2 separate regions of the Homo sapiens genome follow, and region 2 is linked to region 1. The links are chromatin loops, found by intact Hi-C in ENCODE. Cell type or tissue: K562. All regions are shown on one strand. Links, peaks and the distances in the headings refer to the core of each region. The heading gives the core; the rest is flanking DNA.

The links. Peaks named below come from ENCODE experiments on the same cell type or tissue, not always from the same donor. Only the 100,000 strongest peaks of a DNase experiment are listed, where the experiment ranks them.
Region 2: it touches region 1 in a loop (8-fold over the local background); 1 of 110 quality-filtered maps calls a loop at or near these places.

The regions. Positions count from the first base shown.
Region 1 is chr13:112,333,986-112,336,895 of GRCh38, reverse strand. No RefSeq gene overlaps it. Among named protein-coding and RNA genes, the nearest start is that of LINC01044, 4.2 kb to the right of the region's middle. In K562, for the core only: a CTCF peak has its summit at 1,545; a DNase peak (open chromatin) is centred at 2,595.
Region 2 is chr13:112,061,343-112,064,252 of GRCh38, reverse strand. The region is part of intron 1 of SOX1-OT (SOX1 overlapping transcript); the gene reads right to left. Among named protein-coding and RNA genes, the nearest start is that of SOX1, 4.4 kb to the left of the region's middle. In K562, for the core only: a CTCF peak has its summit at 1,310 (motif pointing left); no DNase peak of the experiment used is centred there; H3K27me3 peaks cover 1,504 bases.

The DNA of each region.
Region 1 (2,910 bases), core at 300-2,799:
TGAGATTTTCCAGATTCTTAGTATGATGAGTGGTTTTCATTTTATTTTATTTTTAGTTCTGGGGTACAATGTGCAGGGTGTGCAGGTTTGTTACATAGGTAAATGTGTGCCATGGTGGTTTGTTGCACCTATCAACCCATCATCTAGGTATTAAGCCCAGAATGTGTTAGCTATTTTTCTTGATGCTCTCCCTCCCTCTGCCCCCACCACAGGCCCTGGTGTGTGTTGTTCCTCTCTCTCTGTCCATGTGCTCTCATTGTTCAGCTCCCACTTGTAAGTGAGAATATGTGGTGTTTGGTTTTCTGTTCCTGTGTTAGTTTGCTGAAGATAATGGCTTCCAGCTTCATCCATGTTCCTGCAAAGGACATGAACCCATCCTTTTTATGGCTGTGCAGTATTCCATGGTGTGTATGTACCACATTTTCTTTGTCTAGTCTATCATTGATGGGCACTTGGATTGATTCCATGTCTTTGCTATTGTGAATAGTGCTGCAATGAACATACACATGCATATGTCTTTATAATAGACTGATTTATATTCCTTTGAGTATATACCCAGTAATGAGATTGCTGGGTCAAACGGTATTTCTGGCTCTGGGTCTTTGAGGAATCACCAGATGATGATTTTTAATTGTATCTCAACATCTTCAGTATCACACCACGTTCTTATGTTCACCTTCTGCTTCAGCAGGTCTCCTCTGACAGCACACCATCAGGAGAGGAGGCTGTTGCCTCATTACTGTCAATTAGCCATAGAAGTCTGGGTTCCTCCACAGGTGCCCTGACACCTGGGGTGTTGGGAGGTGCCTTCTGAGTGCAGGGGGTGGAGGTCAGACTCTCCATCAGGTCTCTGCTGATCCACCCATCAGGAGTGTGGGCGGGGCCACAACCTCTCCTCTGGTGCTTGGCTGGAGGAGGCCATTGTTGTTGAAAAATTTTCCTTCCTGCTAAGTTGCTCCATTCCTTTGACCTAGAGAGAGAACTGGCTTTTCTTTGGCCTTTTGTTGGGTCTGTGTCTGTTAGTGTTTCTGCGTGGCTGGACTCTCCAGGCCTCAGTGAGGATAAAGAAAATGCTACATGTTTCCTCAGGTCCTGCTGTCTCTAGTCCGTCTGCCTTCTCGAATTTTCACAGCTTTTTCTTGAGTGTTTGATGTATAATACATACAGTTCTAGCTGTTCTTAGTGAGGGGAATAGAGAGAAATGGACCTACTTCATGTTGTCTGGAACCAGAAGTTCCTTAATCTGGTTTTGTGGCCGATGTGCAAAACATCATTTATCTCCTTCAGCTGTGTGCAGCTCACCTGCACCACATTGGAGGCCCCGGTGCCGTTCCCTGCCATGGTTCTCACCAAGGAGCTGCTTGAGCATCCTTCTGAGAGCCAGGCCAAAGCTTCTGGGCCCACAGGATGGTGGTGTTTCGGTGCTGGGTTGAAAGAGGCACACAGAGGAGGCGGTGATCTTGATGGTGGCAGCTTTTCTGGATCTCATTCCAAAGGCTCTCCAGCTTCCAGGGGAAGTAATTCTCCAACGCGTGCCCGAATCCTGGCCTGCCTCTGGCGTGGGGTGGCTTCACAGCACGGATGTGGGAGGGTGGAGCTGCTGTTCTCAAGTGGCCTAGTCTCTGGGCAACTTTGCGCTCTTAATGTGCTTACAATAATAACTACGAAAACTGAGAAATTTAAAATATTAAATACATTTTGTGTAAACCTAGCATATTTTTATTAAAAGTGATATTTTCCAAATACAAAAAATTTAATGAGAAGAGTGGTCTTGGTGTGTGTGCCTTTGCCAATCTCTTTCATGCCTGGCTTAGCAGGAGTCAGTGGATTCTCACATCTCTTTCTGGTGGAAGTGGATGAAGATAATTCCATTCTCTCAGATACACAGTTGGTAAGAGGAGTCTTTTAATGGCCTTTTCAGTTACATGTGGATCTTCTTTGATGATACACCAATTAGGCAGTTTATTTAAGGTTAGTTATGACATGGGAATCCAAAGATATAGCCATGCGTTGCTTAACCGCGGGGCGATTTCTGAGAAATGTGTTGTTAGGCAATTTCATCACTGTGTGGACATCTGGAGCAAGCTTGTCCAACCCATGGCCCATGGGCCGCATGTGGCCCAGGATGGCTTTGAATGTGGCCCAACACAAATTCGTAAACTTTCTTAAAACAGTATGAGATTTTTTTTTTTTAGCTCATCAGCTATCATTAGTGTTGGTGAATTTTACATGTGACCCAAGACAATTCTTGCAATGTGGCCCAAGGAAGCCAAGAGATTGAACACCCCTGATGTAGAGCGTGCTGACTCAAACCTAGATGGTAGCACCTGCTGCACACCTCAGCTCTATGGTGCAGCCTCTGACTCCTAGGCTACAAACCTGCACAGTGTGTGACTCTACTGAACACTGTAGGCAACTCCAACACAATGGTAAGCCCTTATGTGTCTAAATATATCTAAACATAGAAAAAATACAGTGAAAATACAGTACAAAAGATAAAAACGGGCACACCTACACAGGGCACCTCCCACGAATGGAGCTGCGGGACTGGAAGTTGCTCTGGGTGAGTCAGGGAGTGGGTGGGGACTGGCTGTGAAGGCCTCGGACATGACTGCGCTCTACGGGTGACTCACAAACGCTGTACCCTTCGGTGCACTACACTGACCAAAAATAGTTTTCTTCTTTAAATCATACGTTAACCTTAGCTTACTATGACTTTTTTTACTTTTATAAACTTTTAATTTTTTGACTCTTATAATAACACTCAGCTTAAAACACACATTGTACAGCTGTACAAAAATATTTTCTTTGTATCTTTATTCTATATGCTTTTCTTCTATTTTTAATTTTTTACTTAAAAAATTTTTTTTTTGTTAAAAACAAAAATACAAACACACACATTAGCCTCGG
Region 2 (2,910 bases), core at 300-2,799, 270 kb after region 1:
CTCTTTAAGAAGAGAGAAGACAGTCCAAAACCAGTTTGAAAAGCACCTCCTTCTCCCTTCTACCTCCAGCCAAGTTGGCAGTTACCTCCTTCAAACCCAGTACTTTCCCAAAGGCTGGACTCCTGGAGATTTGAACACTGACTTCCCTATTCCCAAGTAATGTAATAGGAAGTCTAGACCCCCAGGCACAGGGTTACTGTCACTGTTGATTGACCAAACTTGCTTTTTTGGCAGCTCAGAAACTTCATTGTGCCTCTTTGCTCAAAATGCCAAAGCGAAGATCAACTTAGAAATGTGGATAAAGACACTTTCTATTGTTGTATGTAACCTGTGGTCATAATCTTCAAAGCCAATCCAGAACCAAGCCATCCCTAGAAGTTACACGCACACATATATGCCTGTATGTATGTGATAGGTTAAGCCATTATGCAAGAAACCTCAACTTTCAAGTAAATTGAGTGCTGGACTGTAACACCATTAGCTTAAACTGTCTGTATGGAATAATTAGCACTTTTAGCTTTTGTCCCCCTTCCCCGCTCCCGCCCGCCCCCCAGCATGAAAGCGAGCTTTGAGGCATCTAGAGGTGGATTTTCTGGCCCAGTGTCAGTCCCGAGTCCCAAGCAAGGAGCACGATGGACAAGCTAGGAGTTCTACGGGACAGTGAAAGAAGACAGAAACTCTGCCCTGTCTTTCGTGGTCCTGGTGAAGTCGACCCGTCTTGCTGACACTCTCCAGGGACATGTGGCCGCACCACAACCGGTTGCCCTCCTGGGTTCAGCTCCTACGGCTTCTGGGGCCGGTTGGAGGATTGAGGCCATGTGTAGGTGCCTCCCCGGATCTCCGAGGGGCTCAGGCTTCCGCGCTCTGGTGTCGCCCCAGAGGGCCGAGGCCACAGTTAAAGGAGGCAGATGAAGAGGAAGCCGCTAGTTTCCAGGCGGAGCTTTTGAAAGAGACAAGAGTAGTCAGAAGGAGAGGAGGAGAAGGCGGAAAAGAAAGCGCGGGAGAGAGAAGAAGAAAGAGCCATTCAAATTGGAAGAGGCCTTCGAGGCCATCTCTGCCAACAGGAGGCGCGGAGCGAGGGCGAGGAGGGAGGGGAGCGCGACGGTGGGGACCGCGCGGGGGCGGGGCGGGGGTGCTGGGGACACCGCAGCGAGAGGAGGGCGGGCGGAGAAGGCCCGGTTTCCTCCCGCGCGGAGCCATGAGGGGCAAAGAGGCAGCGGGCCCGGCTGCACGGCTCCGGCCCGAGACCCCGCGGCGTGTCTGCGCTGGCCGTGCCGTGGCGCGCGCCTCGATCGCCGTCTGCTGGCCGCCGCCGCCCTCGCGGAGACACCGGGGCTCTCCGCTCTCTGCCGCCTCTGCGCCCCTCACTCGCTCTGGCAGCCAGAGGCCTTGTTCGAGGGCCTGGAGCGCGCGTTCGGGTGATGGCGCTCCAGGGCGCTCGGGTGATGGCCAGGGGGCTCTTGAGGAGTGCTCCTCTCTCTAGGGTCCCTGGGCGCTCTGAGTCCATCATCTGCGCCCTGGCCCGGGCTAACTTGGTTCCACTGTTCCCAAACAAAACCAGAGAAGCCAGAGTAGCACAGAAGTTTTTGTTGGTGGTGGTTTGGTTTGGTTTTGAAGGAGGAAAAAAAAATAATAACAGCCCAGGGAAAGGGGGTGTGTGGAAGGAGAACGGAAAGAGAGCCCTGGCCATCAGGGATAGCAGCAGAGCTGTCTGCGTGCCGGCGCACCGCTCTCTCCTTTGCCTGACTAGGCGTCCTAGTTTGGAGGCCGTTCCAGTAGCGTTTGCGGGGAAGGGTCAAGAAACTCCTTCTCCTCAAAAGCGACCCAGGCTTTCTTTCGGGCGGTTCGTGTGGAGAGCCGCACATTCACAATCGAAGAACAAACAACTGTGTGTGTGTATGTGTGTGTGCGCGCGCGCGCACGCGCGCGTGCTGTGTGCCTCCGAGCTCTCTGGGTGAAAGCATTTGGAGAAGCTCTGGGAGCTTTGGAGTAGGGGCTCACCCTGTGAGCAGTACTCACACATATAATTCAAATTTCACAGCTGACCTGCTCTGAAAACCTCAATCAGCTTCTAATTGAAGGGAAAACAAAATATTGCTTCCCTACAGCAGAGCTAACGATTTAATCATTATATCAGACATTATAGCTTTTAATTAGGCTAATGCTGATACTGTATGGAAAGAGATAATTCAACACAGTTCTTGATGAATTCTGTAATTGGGTTAACGGCAGAGCAGTTGGGGGAGAGACGTCAATATTCAAGCTGCGTCTGTAGCCACCAGGTTTATGAATGAAAGAGGAGACAAGGGGAGGAAAAAGGCTGGAACCAGAGCGGGGCATTGCGCCCTCCGCCCCACGGAGCTACGGGCGGCTCTGGAGAGAGGCGGCGGGAGACCCGAGCAAAGCTGGGAGGCCGCCGGATGCCAGACCTCTCGGGCCTCGCCGCTGAGCACCGGCTTTTCCTGCCGCTCGGCCTGCCCGGCCCTTCTTTTGTGGGAAACTTTCCGAGAAGACTCTCTGCTGGGCCTACCTGCCCTGTACGCCCCGGCACGGGAGTATTTCTGCGCTGTTCCCACCCAGCCCAGCTGGCGCAGATGTAGCGCGCAGTTCTGTCGGGTGGCTCTTAAAGACGCGAGCTCTACCTGGGCTTCCACCCCTCGCCAGGTCCGAGTGCCACTCAAACGGGCACAGTGCCCCTGGCCGAGGGCAGCCCTAGTTGGTCCTCAGCGCTGTGGGCACGGCGGATGCGCCGAGCGCCCGGCGCCTCAGGGCACCACAGGCTGCCCATACTCTCGAGCTCACAGTGATGACTGCGGGGTCGGCGGGAAACGGTGCTTGGAGGGGGCGCCGGGCCTATTGCCTAGAGGCCTGGACCCGGTGGCCTAGGCTGAGCCGCTGCTGGGCCCTGTG